Linked DNA regions of Homo sapiens: region 2 is linked to region 1. Evidence: chromatin contacts called from ENCODE Hi-C or POLR2A ChIA-PET data. All regions are on one chromosome and are shown on one strand. Each heading gives the region's core, a stretch centred on a gene start or an enhancer-like site at or near the end of the contact. The rest is flanking DNA. Distances are from core to core; before and after follow the strand shown.

Region 1 (5,919 bases), core at 220-2,719:
TGACTTGGAGGACACTGTCCACCCCTCAGCCTTGGCGCCCATGGAGGCTTCTGGAAAGACCTGCCCTGCCTCTGAATCCACCATCACCCAGCACACTGGCGTTTAGGAAGCAAAGCATTTTGTGCCATGGGAAAGCACAGGAGGAAGAACCAAAAATGCTTGGCTCAGGTCTCATGGCACTGCGTCATAGCCGTGGACCTGGGGCAGGTGTCTGTCTTCTCTGAGCTTCCTTCCCTCTCCTGTGAAACAGCAATGGTGGCAAAAGCGTCACCTGTCCTGCAGATGCTTTGGAACGTTGTGCTGATCAAGCAAGAAAAGCAATGCAAAGGCCCCACAGGAGCCTCGTCCTCTGAAAACATTGGTGTCATCATAACCCTGCCCCAGTGCCACTCCACACTCGTGCTATTCTGGAAGAGGCCTGGCCACCCTCAGAGCTGCTGGGGAGGGCAGTGCTGGCTCTAAAAGCCCTGCTGGCCCTGGCCCCTCTGCCCCTCAAGGCTGTAGCTTTGGGTCCTCTGTGTTTCTGTGCTGGGGCCTTAGTTTCCGAAACTGTAAAATGAAAATCCGAGCGGTGAACCTCATATCAATCCCTGCTCCCACCATTCTCAGAAGGAAATGGTAATCAAGCCTCAAAAGCCCCATGGTTGGGGCAGCTGGACTAGAACTTCACTCTCTGGCCATCAGCTCCGAGTCATCTGCGTTTGGGAAACAGACGTCTCTGAGCCTCCCCCGTGGGAGAGGAGTCCCTCTTGCCATGAGGAAGAGGAATTTTTTCCGTGGGTCTCTCGGGACAAGGAACAGAGACCCTGCTTCCCGGAGCTGTGGTCATGAAGGGTGTGCTCCTGCATGGAGACGCCATGGCAACATGGTACCTGGGGGCGGGCTGCCATCAAGGTGCCAACCAGAGAGGCCATGGCACAGCCACCCGGCGGAAAGCACACAACCATTTTAAGGACTTCCTCGCCAATCTGACAGCAGCTTTCGCCTCTGACAGGTGCCGTTTGTCCACCTCCGTTGCTTCTCCCTCTTCGGCACACTCACCAGGATGAGGAAGCTGGAACCCGGCGTCAAAGCTCTTCCTCTTTGAGGTTAAACCCAGATCAGAAAAATGCAGCCACTGAAAGGGTTTACTTAATGGCAGAAGCACAGGCTGCCGAACTTTGATTTGTTGTATCCTTCTGTGCCCAGAGCCAGAGCCCCAATGTGGGTCCCACAAGGTTTCGTGCCAAGAGGTCTCTGATACCGACCCCTGTATCACCAGCGGACAGAGGCAAAGGCCCCCAAAGGAGGCCACGGGAGCTTCACTTCCCCATGAAACATGGGAGAGAAAACACAACCAGATATGCCCCGACCACATCTACAAAAGCAGTATCTGAATCTCTGCATCCAGCCTCACAGTTTGCTAAGAGGAGAAACGCTGATCCTTCCTGTCATGGGGCAAAGCAACAACCTCCCGAGTAGGGCACCAGAAGGGAAACCACACACACAAGCCACGGGCGCCAGCGGCCGCCACCCTGCAGCGCTCTCATTCCCAGTATCTGCAAGGAGCTGCATCCTCTGCAAGGAGCTGAGGTAACAGCCTCAGGTTACCTGAAATCTGCATCAGAACGAAAGGCTTGTCTGTGAATTTTTTCAGACATAGAGAAAAGCCCGCTATTCTGGATGGTGCACAGCTTTCTGTAAAGAAAGTAAATGCCCGTGACTTTCATTAACTCGTGCGAGCCGATGATTCAGGAATAAACATAATCTTCAACCCGGCAAAGGGCAAAAACACAGGAAAAACTGCATCTGTCATTCAGACAGAAAAGAATTCTCTCCAAACTGCAAAATCTAAAATGCCCTGATCTTGCTTTTAAAAAAAAATCTAACATACTCTCCTGAGGCATGGTAGGAGCTGTTTGACCAGAAATCGAATAATAGCTTCCTTGCGGCGGGGAGTGGGGGGGGACACATATATATATATGTGCTTTTTTTCAGAGGAAGCTATTATTTAACTAGTATTGTAACTAGTATTTAACTAGTATTGAAAAGAGAACCACAGTGTTCTGTGATTTCTCGGAATTGCCAGAGCATTATGAAGTCAGGGGGATGGAGAGTAAGAAAAGGGGAGACAGCATGGCCCACCATTTACAGTCGGATGTGTCGTCTCATCTCCAGCCTTGCAGACTTTGACACCCATGTTCTGTCCAATAATACTGATTTCACTGGTGCCTGTTTTAGCTGCTGGTTCCAGTTTCCATGGGAAACAGATACCATGACCCTAAGCTTCAGATAGTTTGCAGGGGGTCTGCTGTTTCCCACTCCCACCGGTTTTTAGGTAGAAAATACGCACGCATTGAATAACAGAAGATCCCTGGAGAGAAAGGAAGATGCTGCGTAGGTGACTGTCTCCTTTGAGCATCTTTAAGGAGGATCATTTAATCACTTAAACAAGGTTTCTGGGGATGTCAAGGATCTCTGTGAGCCACAAAAGAAGTGTGATGTAGGGAAAATGGCAGAAAAGGTGCATCTATTTCATCTAGAACTACATTTTACGATTCCTAATTCAAAAAATATACTGAAGAAGCATATTATCACTTTCACAAGAAAAAAATTATATCAAATATACCTCTGTTCTTTCTTATCATGGCAGCTCAGAAAAACAGTGACACCACTATCTTCTGTGGTTCTGAACAGGCCACACAGATTCATCCCTGAGCTCTCTGTCTCTGAGTTTTTTCAGATTAACTTCTGAGCTCTCTGGTATCTGCACTTCCTGAGAGTGCCAGAAGAATCAAATATTACTCTGGGAGGTAAAAAGAGTAAAAAGCAAATTCATTCGCCCTTCACTCTCAGGGCCACTGCTGAAACCGTCGAAATGAACAGCAGAGGTCCCGAATGCCGCTTTGTGGATGTGTGCAAAAACCCGCCATGTGCAACCTGGAAATTAAAGGAATAAGGACCAGGAGATATGTTGGTTGGTTGGTTTTCAGTCACATAGACAAAATAGGACAGTCCAGACGATGCCATCTGTCAGTCCTGAGGCATCACTCTCCACTGAAAGGAGGAACTGATGGGCCCTTTGTTTTAATTACATAGAAATGCGTCTTTTAAAATGACAGAGAAAATTGAAAAATCTCATCTCATTAACTACACTGGCATTTATTGTATCCATCAGTGTTTACTAGAAAATTAGTTCCCAATTATTTTGGTAAACAGCAGCAATTGAAGCTTCCCTCATTCCCTAGACACTAACTGGCATATGTCATTGACTTTGTCTACAGATACTAGTTTATTTTTCTCGTCTGTGAGCACACTGTTAGTTCTAGCCAATAGCTTCATAACTTACTACAAGGTAAGTCTACAAATTCTTGTAATAAAATACAATTTAAAAATCCGTTCTTCTCCCTTCCCTTTTCCCTTTCTCCTATGACTAGCCAGTGAATTTCCCCATAGGCCGCTGACTTTCAGGTGGGTAACGTGAGCCTCTCATCCTACGTTCACTCCACAAGAGTCTCGCTTGGCATGCAGTCTAAAGTTCAAGCCCTAGACAGCTAGCAGCCTCTGCGAGCAGCTCCCTGAACCTCTGTGCATCTCAATATTCAAATCTGTAAAATGAGTGGTGACGTGGGAGCAGTGCTGAATGATATTTTTGGTTTACGATCACACCTCGTGTTTTAAAACCAAGACGCCTTGCTTTCTCTATTCTGGCTTTGCATTGAATCCTTTTGGGGACACAGGGAAAACATGTACATTCCTAGAACTTGGACCACTTACTTGATTAAGACAATGCCCATAAGGAAATCCCTACTGCATTTAGCCACTGGATGGTAGATGCTGCTCTCTGGGCATATTGAGATACATTAACAAAGAGACATTTTTCTAACGTGTCATTCTGCAATGACATCATGGACCACACGACAAAGGGAAGAACAGGTGCTTGCTAAGGCTCCACAGCCGAGTGCTGATGGGTGCATCTCTGTAGCAAAGGCCCTAATGGGAGGCCCAGGTGGAGAGAGCCAGGTGCATGGGACCCTGCCGTGGTTGCCTCCATGAGAACGCACCATTCCAGGTTTACGAGAGGCCAGAGGTCTCCAGGCGGCAACTCCACATGGAGCCAACTTCCTGTGCTCCATCCCATCAGGTGGGAAAATGGGGCAGATGTTATCAACACTCAGTTATTTGACCCACTTCCCCAAAACTGGCACATAATCAATACAAATGGGGAAACAAAATGTACTGTGTTAATATGTGTGATCTGAAAGGAGGCAGATCATCTCTAATGATAGTTAGAAGATGTTCCAACACGTGGCTGTGTCAGTAAGAACACTATCATGAGGGGAGGGTGTAGATGAGCAGGAACTTTCTTACAGGCTTTTTTTCTTTTCTTTTTTTTGAGATGAAGTCTCACTTTGTCACCCAGGCTGGAGTGCAGTGGCTTGATCTCGGCTCACTGCAACCTCCGCCTCCCAGGTTCAGGTGATTCTCCTGCCTCAGCCTCCCAAGTAGCTGGGATTACAGGTGTCCGCCACCACGCCCAGCTAATTCTCGTATTTTAGTAGAGAGGGGGTTTTGCCACGTTGGCCAGGGAGGTCTCAAACTCCTGATCTCAGGTGATCCACCCGCCTTGGCCTCCCAAAGTTCTGGGATTACAGGTGTGAGCCACCGTGCCTGGCCTCTTACGGGCATTTTCTTAAGTAAGTCATCCAAGTTCTAGGAATGCACACTTCTCCTTGTGTCTCCAAAAGGATTCCATGTGAAATAGGAGTAGAGACCTCCAATACCTCGCCCATCTGTTAAAACTGCAGCGTGGGTACCCTGGCAGGCTCATTAGCTGCCGTGGACTGCTGCGGAGTGGCTGGAGACTGTCAGGCTACGCTGGGCCGATCTTCTGGGTAGGTGTATCTACACCCGTGTATCTAGTGATTTACTCTCCTCTGGAAGAGAAACGCGGGCACACCCCAGCCTGGGATGGCAGGCGAGGAACCCCCAAGCCCCAGCCCTGCATGGTCCCACCTGGAGGCTGAGATGAGCTTCAGGGTCCGGGACAGTGAGCGGGGACCCTATGAGTGGGAACCGGGTGGGCGGGGACCCGGTGGGCGGGGACCAGGTGAGTGGGGACCGGGTGGGCAGGGACCCGGACAGGCTCAGAACCATAAACTCACTAGGTCTTCACGTATTGACCTTATGATCGTTGATTCAGGGAAGCAATTAAATTCCTCTCTCAGACAAAGAACTAAGAGCTTGAACTCTTTTTTTACCAACTCCAGGCACCCGTGAATATTAATCTTTTTTCAAATTAATTGTAAACATTTCTTCTGAGAGGGAGTGACTCCATCAACGTATCTCCTTTAATAAAATCCGAGTGGAAATGATGCTGCCAAGAAATGCCTTGGCCCTGCAGCCGCTGATCTTCAGATGCATCGGGCGGCAACTCATCTGTTACTGCTTCCCAGTTTCAGAACGCCCAGCTCCCCAGGCCTTAAAACAAATTGGAAAGCAGGGGAATAAAAAAACAAAAACAAAAACAAAAAAAACAACAACAACCCTCTTCCTGATTTCTGGAGAGAAACAGGCGGCGGGCAGCAGCCTGGGTGCTGTGCGCAGGAGCTCCGCCTGCTGGTGATGGGTATCATCGCAGGTTGAGGAAAATAATTCTTCAAAAATCATGCAATCAAACAGCCTAATGGAAAAAGGAATTTCTTTTACAAATAAATGGCCACCCGTGGTCTTCCTCCCGTGATTTTAAAAACTTTTCAGCAAGTTATTTTTATTTACCAAGCAAACGTTTGTCATTTTGTTGTTGTTGTTGCTCTATGCATCGTGATGAAAAGCTCTACTGATAGGAAGAGGCCCCAACACTGTTGAGTAAAACAAGAAAACTCAGATGAAGAAAACAGTGTGTCTAGTATGATCACTTTTAACGGCATTTGCATATTT
Region 2 (6,184 bases), core at 634-3,133, 35 kb before region 1:
CTCCCCCCTCCCCCCACCCCACAACAGGTCCCAGTGTGTGATGTTCCCCTTCCTGTGTCCATGTGTTCTCATTGTTCAATTCCCACCTATGAGTGAGAACACGCGGTGTTTGGTTTTTTGTGCTTGTGATAGTTTGCTGAGAATGATGGTTTCCAGCTTCATCCATGTCCCCACAAAGGACATGAACTCATCATTTTTTATGGCTGCATAGTATTCCATGGTGTATATGTGCCACATTTTCTTCATCCAGTCTATCATTGTTGGACATTCGGGTTGGTTCCAAGTCTTTGCTATTGTGAATAGTGCCACAATAAACATAGGTGTGCATGTGTCTTTATAGCAGCATGTTTTATAATCCTTTGGGTATATACCCAGTAATGGGATGGCTGGGTCAAATGGCATTTCTAGTTCTAGATCCCTGAGGAATCGCCACACTGACTTCCACAATGGTTGAACTAGTTTACAGTCCCACCAACAGTGTAAAAGTGTTCCTATTTCTCCACATCCTCTCCAGCACCTGTTGTTTCCTGAGTTTTTAATGATCACCATTCTAACTGGTGTGAGATGGTATCTCATTGTGGTTTTGATTTGCATTTCTCTGATGACCAGTGATGATGAGCATTTTTTCATGTGTCTCTTGGCTGCATAAATGTCTTCTTTTGAGAAGTGTCTGTTCATATCCTTTGCCCATTTTTTGATGGGGTTGTTTTTTTCTTGTAAATTTGTTTGAGTTCATTGTAGATTCTGGATACTAGCCCTTTCTCAGATGAGTAGATTGCAAAAATCTTCTCCCATTCTGTAGGTTGCCTGTTCACTCTGATGGTAGTTTCTTTTGCTGTGCAGAAGCTCTTTAGTTTAATTAGATCCCATTTGTCAGTTTTGGCTTTTGTTGCCATTGCTTTTGGTGTTTTAGACATGAAGTCCTTGCCCATGCCTATGTCCTCAATGGTATTGCCTAGGTTTTCTTCTAGGAATTTTATGGTTTTAGGTCTAACATGTAAGTCTTTAATCCATCTTGAATTAATTTTTGTATAAGGTGTAAGGAAGGGATCCAATTTCAGCTTTCTACATATGGCTAGCCAGTTTTCCCAGCACCATTTATTAAATAGGGAATCCTTTCCCCATTTCTTGTTTTTGTCAGGTTTGTGAAAGATCAGATAGTTGTAGATACGCGGCATTATTTCTGAGGGCTCTGTTCTGTTCCATTGGTCTACATATCTGTTGTGGTACCAGTACCATGCTGTTTTGGTTACTGTAGCCTTGTAGTATAGTTTGAAGTCAGGTAGCATGATGCCTCCAGCTTTGTTCTTTTGGCCTAGGATTGACTTGGCAATGCGGGCTCTTTTTTGGTTCCATATGAACTTTAAAGTAGTTTTTTCCAATTCTGTGAAGAAAGTCATTGGTAGCTTGATGGGGATGGCATTGAATCTATAAATTACCTTGAGCAGTATGGCCATTTTCACGATATTGATTCTTCCTACCCATGAGCATGGAATGTTCTTCCATTTGTTTGTATCCTCTTTTATTTCATTGAGCAGTGGTTTGTAGTTCTCCTTGAAGAGGATGGACCATTCTTTCTAAACAAACTTGTATTTGATCATTTACCAAACATATTTTAGAATTGGAAGGGAAGAAAAAAGTAAAGATAATATGAGAAGAGACTAAAATTTGGTTCTTAAAGAAGTATGAGACACTTGTGGGTGTCAAGGCAGGTGCATATTCGTTTAGGTAACTGTGGCTTTATAATTTCTATGTGATTTTGTACCAATAAAGTCCTCAATCACCAGAGTAATTTTCCTACTCTACGAACAATGAAAACCAAGTGCATGCGCAGTCATGCTGTAGAGTCATGCTGTAGAGCCGGCCGCACCAGCATTCCCTGACTCAGAGGTCCTGGCTGTCGAGGGTGTCAGTTGTAAGAACTGTATTCGGGTGACCGGACAGGGGCTGGGCATCCACCCCTGCGTTTCCCTTCTGTTCCCCATTTTCCTCTAGCTTCTCAGTGATAAATGATCACAAATCCTGTTCTTCCTTCCTACCACTTGATTCACAGCTCCTACCTGATTTCAGAATGTTTTTGTCTAAGAAACAACTTTCTTCTGGCAGGAAGCAGAGATGAGGTCAGGCTGCTCATGCTGTTCACACTCCCCTGACCTCTGTCCCCTGGCATGTGGGGTGCTGTTCACCCTCCCCTGCATGCCTGCTGTGTTCTAGGGTGGCCCTTGGGTATGAATTAAACATAAATTATCCCAGAGGGCTGACTTCCTCCATCACCTTACATTCATCTTCTGGTTTTAAAATAATTCTCATCCATTTCATTTATGAAATTAAAACCAAATGCATACTTTAACTCCACCTTACCCCTCTAGCCTCAGAGCTTCAACAGTGCAAATAGTCTCTCACCCTGGCTTCATACACCTAGAGGCTCACAAAAATCTGACTTCTGAGTTGTGTTGCGTTAACTGTCAGCACTCTATCCCATCAGGGCAGCACCAACTAGTCACCCCTGCCTGTTCTTAGAACTTTAAATTATTTTATAGATCACAGAAGTCAGCAAGCTTTCTCCATAAAGGGCCAGACAGTATATATTTTAGGTTTTGCAGGCTACGCAGTCTCTGTGGAGCCTCTGCTTGTGCACCTGCCATCAGTGCACAAAAGCAGCCGAGACAATTTCATCAGCAAATGAGTGTGACTGTGTTTCAGTGAACCCTTATGGACACTGGAAATTGAATGGCCTATGTCTTTCATGTGTCACAAAATACTATTTTTCTTTTTTAACCATTTAGAAGGTAAAAAAATATTCTCACCTTTCGAGATGTACAAAAACATATGGGCCAGATTTGGCCCCGAGGCATAGTTTGAAGACGCCTCTCACTGATTATTCAAACCTCCATACTAACCAGTGATATCGTGTTGTTCTGCCCAGTACAGAATACAAATGAAAAACTCTGGCCACTCTTAAAATATCTTATGTTTTAAAATATTACATAAAAAGCTAACAAGAGCACACATCATATTAATTGATGAGTAATTCTTGCATCAAGAAAGTGATATGCGTACATGTGTACATATATGCATACATATATATATGCACATGTCCATACATATATAAACATACATGCACAGACATGCATATGCATATATGCACCCATACATAGCAAGTACTTGATGCCAAGCCCTGGGTTAGGTGCTGGAAATGTAGGAGAGACAGGGACAAACATAGTCACAGGTCTGCAAGCTTGGGCTCCTGTCATTCCCAGGACCCAGTTACGGCATGATAGCAAAGAAACACCAAATATGATGTCAAACAAAGGGTTTGCCTTTCTACTGCCAGCGTGCTGTTGAGTAAGGGCCACTACTTCTGGGTCCCTGTTGTGTAAACTTGGGTTAGTAACATACACTCTATGTATGGCAGAGGACCAAATATGAAAGTGCATCAGAAAGGTCTTTGCAACCTGGAACCCAGGGCTGCCAGTTCACACTGTGGCCAGTCCTTGTTATGCATCTGAATTATTGCAGAACTTGCCCTCATCTTCTGTTATTTGCCAACATGTTTCTTTTCTTTTAAACTGAACTGTTGTTCCCCATCCCTTGAAGCTAAGGTTTCTGGCACAAATTCTTAATTTCTATGCGGCTCGCATGTGGATGTGATTCGTCTTTCAGTGTATTGATCCCTTTGCAGATTCATTGAGAAGTCTTCTATCTTAGTAGTCGCTGGCTGTTAAATCTTGGGCCCTGGAACTGACTGAAGTCATTATTGACAGGAACCCTTTTGAGCATCTGATTTGCTGTCTTGGTTGGATTTTTAATATCGATTGCCTTATCATTCCCTACTGCGACTCTGCATTTGCATGGAAATAACCTGCAAAGGCAGCAGTGTGATTTATTTCAAAATGATTATTTCTGTATAATTGGTGAACACGCTGCAGACCTCGGGAGGCCTGTTCGGAGGCCCGTCGCCTGCTTTCTGCATGTGGCCACGTCTCTGTCACCAGCACTTGGTACCGTCCTGCTGTCACCCAGCAGCGATGTACTCCAGGCGCCTCGGCTGCACAGAGCAGCTTCATCAGAGAGGCTGAGCACGCTTCCTCCTCCTCTCATCCTGCAAGCCAGAGGATGGAAGAGAAAAGGCGAAGGCTGGTAAATACTAAGTTTTAATTACCTGCTCAGTCACAAAACTGGTCAGCTTGGAAGTTGGAACTCTCCACTCTGGATTCATTTCTGCCACCTTCCCTGGACAGCCCTCCGGAATCATCCCCCAGATCCTGCTCAGAGACCTTCAAGAGGAGAGCTGCTGGCAATGCTGAGAATGCCCTAAAAACAGCCCCTCCAGCCACCTCTCTGTGGCTCTGGCCAGTCTCTGTCCCCAAACCTGGACATACTCCCGACCTCACTGGAGGATAAAGTCTGGCCGCTTGCTCAGCTCAGTCCTCCAAAATGTGACCAGCACTTGCTCAGCTCTGTCTCCAAAATGTGACCAGCACTTGCTCAGCTCAGTCCTCCGAAACGTGACCAGCACTTGCTCAGCTCAGTCTCCAAAATGTGACCAGCACTTGCTCAGCTCAGTCTCCAAAACGTGACCAGCACTTGCTCAGCTCTGTCTCCAAAACGTGACCAGCACTTGCTCAGCTCTGTCTCCAAAATGTGATCAGCACTTGCTCAGCTCTGTCTCCAAAATGTGACCAGCACTTGCTCAGCTCTGTCTCCAAAATGTGACCAGCACTTACTCAGCTCTGTCTCCAAAATGTGACCAGCACTTACTCAGCTCAGTCCTCCAAAATGTGACCAGCACTTGCTCAGCTCAGTCCTCCAAAACGTGACCAGCACTTGCTCAGCTCAGTCTCCAAAATGTGACCAGCACTTGCTCAGCTCAGTCTCCAAAATGTGACCAGCACTTGCTCAGCTCAGTCTCCAAAACGTGACCAGCACTTGCTCAGCTCAGTCCTCCAAAATGTGACCAGCACTTGCTCAGCTCAGTCCTCCAAAACGTGAGCAGCACTTGCTCAGCTCTGTCTCCAAAATGTGACCAGCACTTGCTCAGCTCAGTCTCCAAAATGTGACCAGCACTTGCTCAGCTCAGTCCTCCAAAATGTGACCAGCACTTGCTCAGCTCAGTCCTCTGAAACGTGACCAGCACTTGCTCAGCTGTCTCCAAAATGTGACCAGCACTTGCTCAGCTCAGTCTCCAAAATGTGACCAGCACTTGCTCAGCTCAGTCCTCCAAAATGTGACCAGCACTTGCTCAGCTCAGTCCTCCAAAATGTGACCAGCACTTGCTCAGCTCAGTCTCCAAAATGTGACCAGCACTTGCTCAGCTCAGTCCTCCAAAATGTGACCAGCACTTGCTCAGCTCAGTCCTCCAAAATGTGACCAGCACTTGCTCAGCTCAGTCCTCTGAAACGTGAGCAGCACTTGCTCAGTTCTGTCTCCAAAATGTGACCAGCACTTGCTCAGCTCAGTCTCCAAAATGTGACCAGCACTTGCTCAGCTCAGTCCTCCAAAATGTGACCAGCACTTGCTCAGCTCAGTCCTCCAAAATGTGACCAGCACTTGCTCAGCTCTGTCTCCAAAATGTGACCAGCACTTGCTCAGCTCAGTCTCCAAAATGTGACCAGCACTTGCTCAGCTCAGTCCTCCAAAATGTGACCAGCACTTGCTCAGCTCAGTCCTCCAAAATGTGACCAGCACTTGCTCAGCTCAGTCCTCCAAAACGTGACCAGCACTTGCTCAGCTCTGTCTCCAAAATGTGACCATGACATGAGTCACATCTTCTCTTCCTTTCACTTTTCCTCCAATTTGACCCAAGAACTGACGGTTCTATTTACTCTATGAGAAAAACGCCTCTGCATTTCCTAGGAGCCTGTCCTAGTAAGTTCTCAGTCAGCAGAATGATTTTAAGGAGTGTTTTCTTACCCAAAAAAGCTTTAAAGTCCCTTGAGTTTGAAAGAATTCTTAAGCAGTAATGTTTGCAGGAGAGTCTTTCCTGGCAACGTGTTTGTTCTGAAAGGCCCCTCCCTCAATATGATGACCATTTGCTTTGTGTAAAGTATTTTTTCTCAGAAACATAGGATTATAGACTTAGCTCCAGCAGTGTATTTAATTTGTATGAAAATAAGTCAGCCTCATGGTCCCCCCCCCTTCACCTGCAGCGTGACGTGTGGTGTCACGGCATTGCATTAGCGTC

Evidence for each region. A loop is a pair of places that touch in the nucleus more often than their neighbours do. ChIA-PET counts read pairs that join two places held with the same protein, here RNA polymerase II (POLR2A). Pooled maps may share reads with other maps.
Region 2: a map of heart right ventricle shows a loop between it and region 1 (3-fold over the local background). The contact joins two enhancer-like sites. A Hi-C loop is called at or near these places in 6 of 168 maps with a recorded cell type or tissue (CD4-positive, alpha-beta T cell, GM11168, astrocyte of the cerebellum and 3 more) and 3 of 50 pooled maps. POLR2A ChIA-PET finds 5 or more read pairs at or near these places in 5 of 52 experiments (CD4-positive, alpha-beta memory T cell, MCF 10A, WTC11 and 2 more).

Annotation. Positions count from the first base shown.
Region 1 is chr18:77,000,306-77,006,224 of GRCh38, reverse strand. The region is part of intron 4 of MBP (myelin basic protein); the gene reads left to right. Among named protein-coding and RNA genes, the nearest start is that of MBP-AS1, 23 kb to the right of the region's middle. RefSeq lists an enhancer at 1-756. Within about 2 kb of position 1,469, at least 8 of the 41 ENCODE cell types and tissues checked have a DNase peak (open chromatin) inside an H3K27ac peak, as active enhancers do.
Region 2 is chr18:77,035,615-77,041,798 of GRCh38, reverse strand. The region is part of intron 3 of MBP (myelin basic protein); the gene reads left to right. Among named protein-coding and RNA genes, the nearest start is that of MBP-AS1, 58 kb to the right of the region's middle. RefSeq lists an enhancer at 4,153-5,352. Within about 2 kb of position 1,883, at least 3 of the 41 ENCODE cell types and tissues checked have a DNase peak (open chromatin) inside an H3K27ac peak, as active enhancers do.